Linked DNA regions of Mus musculus: region 1 is linked to region 2. Evidence: chromatin loops called from intact Hi-C (ENCODE). Cell type or tissue: left cerebral cortex. All regions are shown on one strand.

What was found. Peaks named below come from ENCODE experiments on the same cell type or tissue, not always from the same donor. Only the 100,000 strongest peaks of a DNase experiment are listed, where the experiment ranks them.
Region 1: a loop joins it to region 2, with 3 times the contacts of the local background. A loop is called at or near these places in 2 of 42 quality-filtered maps.

The regions. Positions count from the first base shown.
Region 1 is chr4:67,928,944-67,936,943 of GRCm38, forward strand. It overlaps the pseudogene Gm11249. Among named protein-coding and RNA genes, the nearest start is that of Gm23738, 250 kb to the right of the region's middle. In left cerebral cortex, no CTCF peak of the experiment used is centred here; a DNase peak (open chromatin) is centred at 3,726; H3K27ac peaks cover 840 bases.
Region 2 is chr4:67,847,135-67,855,134 of GRCm38, forward strand. No RefSeq gene overlaps it. Among named protein-coding and RNA genes, the nearest start is that of Gm23738, 330 kb to the right of the region's middle. In left cerebral cortex, no CTCF peak of the experiment used is centred here; DNase peaks (open chromatin) are centred at 1,118, 3,678, 3,895 and 6,088; H3K27ac peaks cover 2,063 bases.

The DNA of each region.
Region 1 (8,000 bases), 82 kb after region 2:
CTTCAAAAACCACTCCCAGTTTACTGGATGCTGGAAGTCAAATCATGCTCATTATACTGAGATTCTCATTTACTAGCTCAGTTGAATTTCTCAGTACACATGCATGAGCTCACACCATCTCTCTCTCTCTCTCTCTCTCTCTCTCTCTCTCTCTCTCTCTCTCTCTCTCTCTCCTCACTCCATCTCTCTGCCTGTGTTTCTCTCTGTATATGTGATATATATGTATATATCTGTGTATATGTGATATATATCCATTTTTAGAAAAAAGATATCCCAGAGACCTAGAGAAATCCTTTTCATGTATGACCTAAAATTTATGAATAATATATTTCTTATAATACATAAAAAAGCTTTCATATGTGCATCTTCATGTACTATATACAGGACAGTCTCACAGCAATTGACCCAGTTTCCTGGCTCTTACACTCTTTCTGCCCTCCTTCTGTAATTTTCTTTGAGCCTTAATTTTTATATGATAATCATGGAGCTCTGAATCGGTGTTTGAGCTTTCAAATAGAGTATGAGCGGGCTGGACTGTATTTTCTCTAGGTCTTCTCACAATTTTTTGGCATACCAATGAGTTTTCTTCAAAATAATTCTATTAAGCAATTCTTAGTTTCTTTTTCTTTATTTAGAATTAGGTCTATTGGAGTCAATCTAGAGATGTTTGCTTTCATTTGAGGGTTTTTTTCAGGCATGGTATGTGACACTTATTAAGTTATTAATGTTTCAGTAATAGAGTCATCATTGTATACCACAGCTGCCAATGCAATTATGAAATATTGACCATAAATATGATCTAGGAAGATACAAGGCTATTGTAACAATACAGAAAATTTCAGTGAAAATTTAGCTACATCTATTTACTCTGGAAAGCTGGATTTTAGTTTGGCATCTAATATTAACATGCCATAAAACATCAAATATCTTCTCATTCTCACAGTTCTTTTAAGATATTTATTCTATTGTTTCAAATCAGTTTCATTAATATGAAAATAAATAATTATTGACACATTATTAAATTTTATTCTTAACTGTAAATATTGAAAGTGAAAATGAAAGTATAAAACAATAATGATGGTCATGCTAATGGGGTTGAGATTATGTGAGTTCAGAAGGATCACAAAGCATTATTGATTAGAGATAACCTTCATGGGCAGCTGACTAAAGTGCCTAAAATGATATATACAAAAACAATGGATTCAGTGCTTTGATGAATATCCTCTAAGAAGGCCTCTAAGCAAAAACTGCTCTTAGCATCTTTAGGTTGTTTTGTGAAACACATGAAACTCAAGAAGAACGAAGACCAAAGTGTGGATATTTTGTCCCTTCTTAGATTTGGGAACAAAAACCCATGGAAGGAGTTACAGAGACAAAGATTGGAGCTGAGACGAAAGGATGGACCATCTAGAGACTGCCATACCCGGGGAACCATCCCATCATCAGCCTCCAAACGCTGACACCATTGCATACACCAGCAAGATTTTGCTGAAAGGACCCTGATATAGCTATCTCTTGTGAGACTATGTCAGGGCCTAGCAAACACAGAAGTGGATGCTCACAGTCAGTTATTGGATGGATCATAGGGCCCCCAATGGAGGAGCTAGAGAAAGTACCCAAGGAGCTAAAGGGATCTGCAACCCTATAGGTGGAACAACATTATGAACTAACCAGTACCCCCCAGAGCTCCTGTCTCTAGCTGCATATGTACCAGAAGATGACCTAGTCAGCCATCAGTGGAAAGAGAGGCCCATTGGTCGTGCAAACTTATATGCCTCAGTACAGGGGAACACCAGGGCCAAGAAGTAGGAGTGGGCGGGTGGGGGAGTGGGTGGGGGAGGGTATGGGGGACTTTTGGGATAGCATTGGAAATGTAAATGAAATAAATACCTAATTTAAAAAAAGAAATCACTTCTTCTTCTTCGGGAAAACACCAAATGGCAGATGACGCCGGTGCAGCAGGAGGGCCCGGAGGACCCGGGGGCCCAGGATTAGGAGGCCGCGGCGGCTTCCTCGGAGGATTCGGCAGCGGTCTTAGGGGCCGTGGTCGTGGCCGCGGTGCTCGTGGAGGTAAAGCTGAAGACAAGGAGTGGATCCCAGTCACCAAGCTGGGCCGCCTGGTTAAGGACATGAAGATCAAGTCCTTGGAGGAGATCTACCTGTTCTCCCTGCCTATTAAGGAGTCTGAGATCATTGATTTCTTCCTGGGTGCGTCCCTAAAGGATGAGGTTCTGAAAATCATGCCAGTGCAGAAGCAGACTCGGGCTGGCCAGCGGACCAGGTTCAAGGCTTTCGTCGCTATTGGGGACTACAATGGTCACGTTGGTCTTGGTGTTAAGTGCTCCAAGGAGGTTGCCACTGCCATCCGAGGGGCCATCATCTTGGCCAAGCTTTCCATCGTCTCTGTGCGGAGAGGCTACTGGGGGAACAAGATTGGCAAGCCCCACACTGTGCCATGCAAGGTGACAGGCCGCTGTGGCTCTGTGCTGGTGCGTCTCATCCCTGCCCCCCAGAGGCACTGGCATTGTCTCTGCTCCTGTGCCCAAGAAGCTCCTGATGATGGCCGGTATAGATGACTGCTACACTTCAGCCAGAGGCTGCACTGCCACCCTGGGCAACTTTGCTAAGGCCACCTTTGATGCCATCTCCAAGACTTACAGCTACCTGACCCCCGACCTCTGGAAAGAGACTGTCTTCACCAAGTCTCCTTATCAGGAATTCACAGATCATCTTGTGAAAACCCACACCAGAGTCTCTGTTCAGAGGACCCAGGCTCCAGCTGTGGCTACCACATAAGGGTTTTTATATGAGAAAAATAAAAGAATTAAGTCTGAAAAAAAAAAAAAAGAGATCAGTTGTTATTTGGTCAGCTTCCAAATCAAGGCATTAAAGAAATCCAGAACATACTAATGGGGTCTTACAAAGCAAGAAGAAACCTTTGATGGCTGTGAGGGAGGCAGAGTGTAAAGGTTGTGGGTCCTAAGTTGTTAAAAAGTGTGAGTTAGCCAAAAGCTTATAGCAAAAGCTGGACTTAGAAAACTGCTCCTGATGAACTGAGTTGTGATGCTCTGCTACTCATCTCTGTTGTATATGCCAGTTTCTAGGTACACATGTGCAGGGCATAGCCTGAGGGTAAAATGACAAGGCATGGGTGATTTTTAGCCAGGGTGCACTAGTACCACATGGAGGGAAAACTATGGCTTTTCATCTGCTATGAAATTGTTCCACTCACCATATTGAACTTGCTGATCTGCACCAGCAAACTCATTCTGAGCATCTACAGTAAATTACACATGTCGTGCTGACCGATGGGAACTGATACACAGCACCTGGCTATTTTCTTACAACACCCTGCCAGTGTTTATTTCTACCTCTTGGAGGAGGGTTTGTTAGGGGGACAATTAACTTATCAGCTACTATTAGCAGAGCCTAATGACTGCCAGGCTTTTCTGGGAAATTATAAACCTCTTATTGCCCTTCCCAGAAAGGCTTCCTCCTGCCAGGAGACTGTTTAATCATAACCACAAACAATTGTGAATAAGGGGAAGGTCATCATATTAAGCTATATCTCTTCTGTAGGGAACCCAGTCATTTCAGAGGAAGCACATAGCACAAAGCCTGCTTGTAGCAAGTTGGGCTGTGGGAACAAATCTTCCTGTCTCTCCCAGTGTGAGAACAAGCTGCTCTCCCAGTCTTCCTGTGACCTCTCTTCCTTGATACTAAACTTGGTTCTTATTGTGCATCCTCTGAGTCTTCTATAGCCAGGCTGCATTATATAACTGTACTTGTGTACATTTACTTAGAATAGAGTTTGCATTTGTTCCAGAAATGTGTAATGCCTTTCCTCCTCCGAGTCTGCTGTCTCCAAGGCTACTTGAATAACCTTCTAACGGATTTATGTTTATCCACTTCTCTCAGTCCATACACCACAAAGAGTACCATTAATTTGAACAACAACAATGATAACAACAACAGTGACAACAATAACAACAACACATGCTTTATCAGATCATATTAGCCAAGTCTTTACAATTTTTTCAATGGTTTCTTAGTAAATTTGAATATTTCTCAATTTCTGAGCAAGATGTCTAGTGGTCCATATAATCTACACTCTGTCCCCTCGTTAAATGCAACCCATAGTATTATTCCCCAAAATTAATTTGCTACAATTTTCTTTTAGATGCTAGGAAACATAAAATTTTTATTTCTCGATGTATTTGGCCATCCTCATTATTTTATTACAAATATCTATTTGTCCCTTTTTTATTTAAACGTTTTATTTATTCTCTTCTCAGTTCAAATCTTAGTTCAATGTTGCTTCCTCAGTCTTATCTTTCCTGAATCATACAGATATTTCTTTATTTTTTTATTGTATTCCTTGTGACTCTTCATGCCTAAGTAAGCGTTTATCTTTTTCTTTTATTACATATATTTACTTATAAAGTGATTATAAACTCTATTAAAATGGCATTGTTGGCCCTGTTTATTTACTGTTTTCTCATACATAAATTGCTACTTTGTACACACCAGTTACTCTAGTATTATTGTATTTAATGAAAGAATAATTTGACTCTTTATTCGGGGGACAAAGACTAGACTTGTTCTTCAACCAATCCATATATTCCTTTTCTTCTTATAGATGAGTTTGCTACTTTTATTTCTTGAATTCAAAATAACCCATTATGTGTCAAGCAGAGAAGAAATTAGACACATAAAATCATTTTTACCATAGAATGTTTAGTAATTACTCAGTATCAAAGACAGATATCAAATATTAAAAAGAAAGATTAAGAATTATAAATTTGTAACTGAAAAAACTTTATATATGTTATCTATCTTTATTTAAAAGAATAAATGACAGGTCTGGCATACTGTACTACAAATGTGAGGACCAGAGAATGGATTCCAAGAACCTATCTAGAATCCAATCAGGCATGCTACCTGCCTGTAATCACCACAATCTAGAGACAACAAGCAGGAGAGCTCCAGTTCAGGGTGGCCAGCCAGAGCAGCCCGAGTCTCTGAGTGCTGGATTCTGTTAAAGATCTTCCTTTAGCAAACAAAGTGAAAAGCATTGAAGAAGATATTTGATTCAACTGTGGGAAATGTCTCTTCTCTAGGGAACCTAGTGATTGCAGAGGAAATCTACAGATCAAAGTCTACTGCACATCCTTGTATTCCATTGTACTCCCTGCAAAAACACACACACACACACAAACGAGTGGGCACCACCACACACGCAAGCATGTATAAACACATGAACACAGGCAGGAAAACAATATCCAGTGATGCTAATGGAAATATGTCTGTTTATGCTATGATACAGAAAATAGATTTTAATTTAAATTTTTGTAATAAAAATATTCTTGAGGGAGAATTACATGAAAAAATGGAAAAAAACAGTTGGCTATTATATAATTTTAGAATATTTTATTTGATAAAATCTGATTACAAAATCTAGAGACTAAGACAATTACAACCTCTTCTACTAAATTAATAATAACAAAGCTTATGTGAAATGTCTATGAGGTTCATGAGTATGAAATCACTGCATGAAAATCAGCTACCATTCCATGCATAATCAATAATCAAACAGAAAATAAAATGAAGAATATAATCTTGTTTAAATCAGTATGAGAAAGAGCACTTAATTAAAAAGGTCTCCCTAAGAATGCATTGTTCACTGCACTGTAAAATATTCTGGACACGGTTACAAATGAGTACTGATTGATGGAAAGATTTTGTAACACTTAGATATGTTAAATACTCAAAGATATGATTTTGGCCAAATGTCTTGTATATGAGATAAGAAACACCCTACTTAAGGGATTAAGGACTTATTTTGATTCATATATTCTGGGTATTCCAGCCCATTATGAAAAACAAGGTATACTTTTGGGAGCTACTTGGTACTAGCAGAATGTGCAACCATGGCCTGTCATTATAATCAGCTATGAAGCAGAGATTCCCAGGACAGAACCCAAAATCAATACCTTTCAAGACCCAAGCCCAAATGATTTATATCTTCTAGCTAGGTCACAAGTACTAAAAATTTTGTAATATTCCAAAGTAACACTACCTATAAGAACTAAGTGCCCAAACCTTGACTCTCATAAGGACATTGGGAGTTCAAGTCCAAAGCAAACATAAATTTCATTGAAATACCTAACAAAATTTGAAAAATGTTCATTGCAAAAATAGAAAATATTTCCCCAATTATGAAATTCACTGGATCATTTAGAGACAAAAATCATTTTTAATAAAACAATTGGGAGAAGTTGGGTGCTGGAGAGATGGTTCAGTGATTGGGAATACTGTCTGCACTTCCAGAATACCTGGGTCTGGTCCATAGTACCCAAACGGCAGCTCATGACTGTCTTTAACTCCAGTTCCATGGGATCTGACATCTTCACACCAATACACTTAAAATAAAAATAAGTAAGTTATTAAAGAAAGCAATTGGGAAATCAAGAACCTTTGTTTCAAAACTCACTGGAAATAGTGGTAATCAAGAAATATGTAGATAGACTAATGGAGTAGAATTAAACAACCCAGTAAGATACAATGTATTTGTATTATCAAATGAGATTTAAAGAGAAGTTTAATTACTTCCCAGCATAAATAGTCCTTCAAACAAATGAGAGAGTACACAAATTCACAAATTGGATTTTACCTAAATCGTATCTGAGCACTAATCCAAAGTATATTCAAAATACAAATGTAAAATGGAAAGAGTCATACAAAAAAACAAGAGTAATCTTTAATACATTTTATTTAAATAATATATTAAATATGATACCATAAACATGTAAGAACTAAAATAACCAAATTGTACCATGTTAAAAAAAAGTTTTTGTATTATGAAAAAGCATTAACAGATAAGAAGGTAACTTGCAAAACAATAGAAATTACTTGTTTATTTTATCTTATTTTTTAATTGGATAGTTTCTTTATTTACATTTCAAATGTTTTCCCCATTCCCAGTTCCCCTCACCACAAAAACATCCTATCACATCCCTCCTCGCCCTGATTCTATGAGGGTATTCCTCCACCTACCCACTCTTGCCTCCCTGCCCTCAAATTCCCGTACACTGGGGTATCAAGCATTCACAATGGCCTCTCCTTCCACTGATGCCTGACAACTACCTATGTGGTTGGAACTATGGGTTCCTCCATGTGTACTCCATGGTTGGTGGTTTAGTCCCTGGGATCTCCAGGGGTGGGGGGGTCTGGGTGAATAATATTATTGTTCTTTCTATGGTGTTGCAGACCCCTTCAGCTCCTTCAGTCTTTTCTCTAACTCCTCCCTTAGGGACCTCATTGGGGACCCCATGCTCAGTCCAATGATTGGCTGTAAGCATCCACCTTTGTATTTGTCAGGCTCTGGTAGAGCCTCTCAGGAGTTAGCTAGATCAGGCTCCTATCAGCATGCACTTTTTGAGATTCACAATAATGTCTGAGCTTGGTGACTGTATATGGGATGGATTCCCAGACTGGGCAGTCTTTGGATGGCCTTTTCTTCAGACTCTGCTCCACACTTTGTCTCTATATTTGCTTCCATGAGTATTTTGTTCCCCAATCTAAGCAGGACTGAAACACCCACACTTTGTTCTTCCTTCTTGAGCTTCATGTGGTCATTGAATTGTATCTTGGGTATTTGGAGCTTTTGTGCTAATATCCACTTATCAGTGAATGCATACCATGTGTGTTCTTTTGTGAGTGGGTTACCTCACTCAGGATAATACATTCTAGTTCCACCCATTTGCCTAAGAATTTCATGAAGTCATTGTTTTTCATAGCTGAGTATTACCTTTAGTGTAAATTTACCACATTTTCTGTACCCATTACTCTGTTAAAGAACATCTGGGTTCTTTCCAGCTTCTGGCTATTATAAATAAGGCTGGTATGAACTTAGTGGAGCATGTGTTCTTGCTATGTGTTGGAGAAACATTTGGGTACATGCCCAGGCGTGGTATTGCTGGGTCCTCAGGTAATACTAT
Region 2 (8,000 bases):
ATATGTATCAAAAGATGGCCTAGTCGGCCATCACTGGAAAGAGAGGCCCATTGGACACGCAGACTTTGTGTGCCCCGGTACAGGGGAACGCCAGGGCCAAAGGGGGGGAGTGGGTGGGTAGGGGAGTGGGGGTGGGTGGGTAAGGGGGTCTTTTGGTATAGCATTGGAAATGTAAATGAGCTAAATACCTAATAAAAAATGGAAAAAAAAAAGGTGAGATTATAAGCCAAAATAAACTGTCTTCATTAGATCATTATTTATTTATTTATTTATTTTTATTAGATATTTTCTTTATTTACATTTCAAATGCTATCCCAAAAGGTCCCTATACCTTGCTCCCATACCAACCAACTCCCACTTCTTGGCTCTGGCATTCCCCTGTACTGGGGCATATAAAGATTGAAAGACCTAGGGGTCTCTCTTCCCAATGATGGCCAACTAGGCCATCTTCTGCTACATATGTAGCTAGAGGCAGGAGGATCTTAGATTGTTTTTGCCAAAGTATTTTACAGCCACAGAGAAAAGCCAAGACAATTAGTTAGGAGATTTGTCTAAAAGAAATACTTGTTAGAAATACAAAAATAAAGAGAAAAAGAAAAAAAGGGAAAGAAATATCTCAGTGTAAATGTGATCTTAATTTTTTTATTTTATTATTTTTATTAGATATTTTCTTTATATATATTTCAAATTTCAAATGCTATCCCGAAAGTTCCCCCATAACCCCCCACTCCCCTACCCACCCACTCCCACTTCTTGGCCCTAGTGTTTGCCTGTACTGAGGCATATAAAGTTTGCATGACCAATGAGCCTCTCTTCCCAGTGATGGCTGACTAGGCCATCTTCTGATACATATGCAGCTAGAGACACGAGCTCCAGGGAGTACTGGTTAGTTTATATTGTTGTTCCACCTATAGGGTTGCCGATCCCTTTAGCTCCTTGGGTACTTTCTCGAGCTCCTTCATTGGGGGCCCTGTGGTCCATCCAATAGCTGACTGTGAACATCCATTTCTATATTTACCAGGCACTGCATTGCCTCACAAGTGACAGCTATATCAGGATCCATTCAGCAAAATCTTGCTGGCATATGCAAAAATACTGCATTTGGTGTCTGATTATGGGATAGATGTTAAACATCTTTAATCATCAGGGAAATGCAAACCAAAATAACCCTGAGATTTCACCTCACACTAGTCAGAATGGCAAGATCAAAAATTCAGGTGACAGAAAATTTTGGCGAGGATATGTAGAAAGAGGAACACTCCTCCATATACCCAGAAAATGTTCCAACTGGTAATAAGGACACATGCTCCACTATGTTCATAGCAGCCTTATTTATAATAGGCAGAAGCTGGAAAGAACCCAGATGTCCCTCAACAGAGGAATGGATACACAAAATGTGCTACATTTACACATTTGAGTACTACTAAGCTATTAAAAACAAATCAAATAACCCCATTAAAAAATGGGGCTCAGAACTGAACAAAGAATTCTCACCTGAGGAATACCGAATGACAGAGAAGCACCTGAAAAAATGTTCAACATCTTTAATCATCAGGGAAATGCAAATCAAAACAACCCTGAGATTCCACCTCACACAAGTAAGAATGGCTAAGATCAAAACTTCAGGTGACAGCAGATGCTGGCGAGGATGTGGAGAAAGAGGAACGCTCCTCCATTGTTGGTGGGATTGCAGGCTTGTACAACCACTCTGGAAATTAGTCTGGCGGTTCCTTAGAAAATTGGACAAAGTAGTACCAGAGGATCAATCAATACCTCTCCTGGGCATATATCCAGAAGATGTCCCAACCGGTATGAAGGACACATGCTCCACTATGTTCATAGCAGCCTTATTTATAATAGTCAGAAGCTGGAAAGAACCCAGATGCCCCTCAACAAAGGAATGGATACAGAAAATGTGGTACATTTACAAAATGGAGTACTACTCAGCTATTAAAAAGAATGAATTTATGAAATTCCTAGGCAAATGGATTGACCTGGAGGGTATCATCCTGAGTGAGGTAACACAATCACAAAGAAACACACACAATATGTACTCACTGATAAGTGGATATTAGCCCAAAATTTAGGATACCCAAGATATCAGATACAATTTGCTAAACGCATGAAACTCAAGAAGAATGAAGACCAAAGTGTGGACACTGTGCCCCTTCTTAGAATTGGGAACAAAACACCCATGGAAGGAGTTACAGAGACAAAGTTTGGAGCTGTGACGAAAGAATGGACCATCTAGAGACTGCCATATCCAGGGATCCACCCCATAATCAGCTTCCAAACGCTGACACCATTGCATACACTATCAAGATTTTGCTGAAAGGTCCCAGATATAGCTGTCTCTTGTGAGACTAGGCCAGGGCCTAGCAAACACAGAAGTGGATGCTCACAGTCAGCTATTGGATGGATCACGGGGCTCCAAATGGAGGAGGTAGAGAAAGTACCCAAGGAGCTAAAGGGATCTGCAACCCTATAGGTGGAACAACATTCTGAACTAACCAGTACCCCGGAGCTCTTGACTCTAGCTGCATATGTATCAAAAGATGGCTTGGTCGGCCATCACTGGAAAGAGAGGCCCATTGGACACACAAACTTTATATGCCCCAATACAGGGGAATGCCAGGGCCAAAATATGGGAATGGGTGGGTAGGGGATGGGGGGGGCAGGTATGGGGGACTTTTGGGAGAGCATTGGAAATGTAATTGAGGAAAATACGTAATAAATAAATATTTTAAAAAAGAGATAAAGAAGCAAAAAATGAATATTAAGTAAATTGAGTGAATTGAATAAATATGAATTTATATATGATTAAAGTAAAAAGCATACAAGTGTTATATTGATACTTAGATTTATGGAATACTAGAAAGTCTTTGATGTTCTTCCAAAGCAAAAAAAAAAAAAAAAAAAAACAATGAATTTATGAAATTCTTAGGCAAATGGATGGATCTGGAAGATATCATCCCAAGTGAGGTAACCCAATCACAAAATAACTCACTTGATATGTACTCACTGATAAGTGGATTTTAGCCCAGAAACTTAGAATACCCAAGAGACAATTTACAAAACACAAAATCAAGAAGAAGGAAAACCAATGTATGGATTCCTCATACCTCCTTAGAATAGGGAACAAAATACCCGTGGAAGGAGTTACAGAGACAAAGTGTGGAGCTGAGACTAAAACTGGCACTTTAATTAAATGCAAAAGACTACGTGTAGAGAGGAAGACAGCAAGAAGGGAAAGATGAAGGAGACAGGTTGTGGGGGAGAAGATGGAGAGAGGCTGAGATAGAAGAAGAAATAGAAGTAGAGAGAGAGAAAGAAAAGTGAGAAATACAGAGACATAGACAGACAGACGCAGTAACATAACAAGAAGGTGACATAGAGGCACAGAAAGAATATTCTTTAATCTGGCCATTAAGTTTGTCTAGAATATTATTTCTTTGTCTCCCTTTTAAAATTTTTGTTATTTTAAATTGTAGATAGTATATGTGTCAATGGTGAGTGTACTTGAACAAAGGTGCAGGTGCCCACATGAGATAAAATACCCCTGGTCTGCTTATAGCAAGAATGACAGATGGATATGAGCCATGATACAGAATCTGGGAACTGAATCCAGGCTCCCTGTCAGGGTAGAATGTGTGTGACTGTGGAGCCACCTGAGGACATGTTCATGACCTTGGCCTGTGGTGCTGCTGAGGACTATGATGGTGTCAGAGGCTTATGCCGTGGCACAGGGCCATGTTAATGCCCATTGTATGTACTGCCACTGGAGACCATTCTGATGTACACAGCAAGTGCTGATGCAAGAAATGACCATGTTATTATTCCATGATTCCTGTTCTTGCTGACTGTAAAGGACAAGGAATCTACTTTTGTTTTGATGACTGCAGACTCATACTGAGAAAGAGGGGCATAGAAGGTTTATGTAACAATTCTTACGACTACCTCACACTACCCTTCCTCCACCCTCAGAAATAAAGTTGCAGCCTACAAAGAGATCCACTGCAGGGAAAACCTCATAAAAATTGTAGTAAGGTTTGCAATGCCAAGGGGCCTCTTTTCCCAGTATAAATTATTTCACTTAAAAAAAAATCATTGGGGCTTTGCTTAATCTTTTTATTAAAGTGATAACAATTGCATTTGTCACATTTTTAAAAAATGGAGTAAGGATGCTTAAGTGTAACTTTTCACCATTTATGGCTTCTGACTGGGGTGCCAGTGGGGAAGGACTCAGTTTCAGTTAAGGGCTAACCACGAGGATATGTGCTATGCTCCAGTGAGAGCTCCAAATAAAAATGTTTCTTCTTCTCCTTCTTTTTTTTTTTTTTTTTTTTTGCAAAGGGGCACTTGATAAGTTTTTCAGTACAAAACTGGAATGACTGTGAAGCAAGTGTTATCAAGGTTCATAGGGTGAAATCGTCAAATAAAAATATTGTGAAAAGAATAATACATTTTTAAATAACTGAACCATCTCTACATCTCCCTGTCTCCTCCACTAGTTTAAGAGTATGTTCAAACATTGGTTGTACTCTAATCTGTATCTGCTCAAGCTCTTTACTTTGATATGGTCTCTGTTTGCTCTAGTCTTAGTATCTATGGTTCTTCTTCTTCTTCTTCTTCTTCTTCTTCTTCTTCTTCTTCTTCTTCTTCTTCTTCTTCTTCTTCTTCTACTGTCTTCATCTTCTCCTTCTTCCTTCTGCTTCTTCTGCTTCTCCCTACTCTCTCTCTCTCTCTCTGTATCTCTGTCTGTCTCTGTCTCTCTCTCTCTCTCATGCATGTGCACATATGTATGTGCATTCATGTGTGGGTGCATACGCGTGTGTGTGTGTGTGTGTGTGTGTGTGTGTGTTTGTGTGTGTGTGTGTGTGTGTGTGTGTGTGCTAGCATGAGCTCAGATCCTTCTGCATCCCAGGAAAGTCCTCTACCACTGAGCTATACCCTCAGCTCTTATATATTCTGGCTTTGAAAGTACAGAAAAAAGCATAGATTTTTAGATTGGAGAAAAAAGTTGTAAACTTTGTTAGAAGTAAAATGTGTAGCTGTGGATGGTTTGAGAAAAGAAACTGACAAGAAATTACATGTCAGAAATGAGTTTTATTAGGGATGCTGGGCTCAGGGCCATAGAAAGAATGATCAGGCACTGAAATGTAAAACATTAAAAATGGACAGAAAATAATCTCAGAGACAACATGATGGGATCGTTATGGAAAAGGGAAGCTTCTCTTTATAATCTGAATAAGAGATAAACTAAGGTGAAAGAGTAAGTGGCCAAGAAAAGGGTGACTGGAGGACCGGACAGGAGAGTGTTTACAGAAATACCTGAACAAGAGAAAATGTATGACTTTTCTATCCTTGAAAACTGAAATTACATATCACGTGATTTAATTGTTTATGGAGAAAGTTGTGTCCTTTTTACTTCAGACTGTGGAATTGGGCCAGCTAAGCCTTACCATTGTCTTAGTGTGACCAAAGATCTAACAGGCTTCTCTCTGTGTATCTCTGTATCTCTCTGTCTCTTTCTGTGTATCTCTGTCTCTCTCTCAAGATTTATTCTATTAATAACTAATTTATTTGTCTGTGCATATATGTTCAGATGTTGGTGCCCTTGAGGCTCAAATGCCATGGAGCTGAAGTTGCAGGCAATTGGGAACCATCAAACTTGAGTGATGAGAATAGAACTCTAAACCTTGATGTAATTTTATAGCTTTTAATTTAATGTCATGCACAATACCTGTCTCCTCAATGTTCCTTTTTAACATGCTATCACTACATTGGATAGGTACTAGAGTTTATTCTAATAAATTTTATATAAATAATCTTTGAAAAATAGTGATAGGTTTTAGTATAATATCTATGCTTATATAAGTCAGTTTCCAATAAAATTCATGCATAAAATTGTATTCATGCATGAAAATGTAAACACTTAAAATATTGCATTGCAAAAATATCTTTCTTTCGTATTTCTTCTTGTTATATAATCTGCTGAGAACTTTAAAATAGGCAAGTTACTGAAGAATTTGGATTCATTCCCACGCTCTGTTGGAATATGTAACAACTTATCCCCAGCAGTCTGGAAAACAGTGCCAAGCCAGACTTTCTGGAAGGGCACACCTGAGTTCGTGGCCCTAGTGTAGTGTTCTACTTATTATTCATATGAAGCATTTTTCTGTATCCTAAAGTCCTATAGATCACTCATGTAATTTTGGCTTCAACGTAGATGAATTCTGATCTTTAGCCTTACTACCTTAATCCTGAACCAAAAATTGTGTGACAAACACAACTGGGTATTTACATATAACTTTTTGTTTTGCATGAAGACTTCCTAACCAAACAGCACCATGGTGACAGACACAAGTGTAAGTCTTGCTGTCTGCTTTATAGTGATATAGTGTTATAGTTATATAACTATAGAGTTAGAGTTTTCATTTAATCATTTTAAGTCTGGTCAAACATGTTTACTACATTGCTGGAATATTAGAAAAATTAAGCTCATAGTTTATCTCATTTTAGAATTTGATGATCTATGGACTTTGCTTTATGGTTATGTTCAAGTACAGGCCTATTTCTCATTTTCAGACATGGGTCAAAAACCTTTGTTTTTTCATGCTATTTATAGAAACTTGATGTGAATGTGAAATTTGAAATATATAGATATCCTGGATGTCAAGATTGCCTTCCATTCTAAAATTTAAATTTATCTAGGCAATGTTTCTAGATTTTCCAGGTTTGTTCCCTTTCTGTTTTCTGTTCTGCCTATCCTTCTCAGTATCATTGGTCTTTGCATCTCTTCTCAAAGTTCCTGTCACCAGTAAATGTCTTGGCCAGAGATTATCTTTAAATTCCAGGAAGTATTTTTTCCATCTTTTCATCCTCAACCAGCATTTGTATTATGCACTACAGAGATGAAATTAAGCCTAGTTGTGGATAAAAGGTAAAAAATAAATTAATTTTCAACCATTCTTTGTATTTATACCCTTCATATTAATCACCATGAGACTTTTCCTTTTCTTTGAAAAAAAAAAAAAAAGAAAATAAACACCCAACACTTTAGAGATTGATTCTACCCATAGAAACTAAAATGAATTTTTTTATCTGATGACAAATGTTAAATATTTTGTAACTCCTATCCTTTTTAACACTATAATCCTATGGAATATTAAAAAAACACACTCCATTGTTTTAGATTAAAACAAAATCAACTGTTAAAATGCAAGGCTTAGAAATAATAGGTTGATGACTCGGGATTTTTCTGTGAATAAATAACATGCCTGAATTGGGAGTTTGTTCCACTGACATTACAGCTTACCTCCTGTGCCCAAACAATCTGTAACACAGTCAATTTTGCCATAACACACACAAACGTACTTAGTCATGAAGTCATAATGGTTTTCAGGACAGAGGAATGAGGAAGAAGAGAAAATTAGAAAAAGATCTCATATACCCCCAAAGCAATGAATATGCTGTGTCAATGATTATATGATATTAACATAGACTTTTCACTATTGTTAGTGCCTTGTGTGACATTTATCATTTGGTCCATGTGTCTTAATTGACAGATATATTCATATCTAGTACATAGTACTCTGATCACTTAAATCACCAGTAGCTTTCAAAGAGAAGACCAAAATGAAGCTGTTCCTATGAGATATGTGGTGACATCTTTGATGACTCTGTTTCTACTATTTCTTCTGCTGTCCTCACATCTTTTGCCTTTGCCCACTCCTTGGAACTTGCAGAGTTTCCTGACTATACAATTTAAAAACTTGTAATTTCACGCTACATTTATGACCATAGCAACAAAAAATATCCTACAAGGTAGAAAAACTGTTGAATCAGCCAACAAATTTATGTCTTGACGGTGTCTAGTCAAACAACATGTCTGTGGTGAGCTTCACAATGAACTTAGAGTTTCCATGAGGCCTTAAGAATCAACCTTCAATTTCCACCCATCTCAGCCCATCTTTTTTTCAGTGTGTTTCCACTGGGTC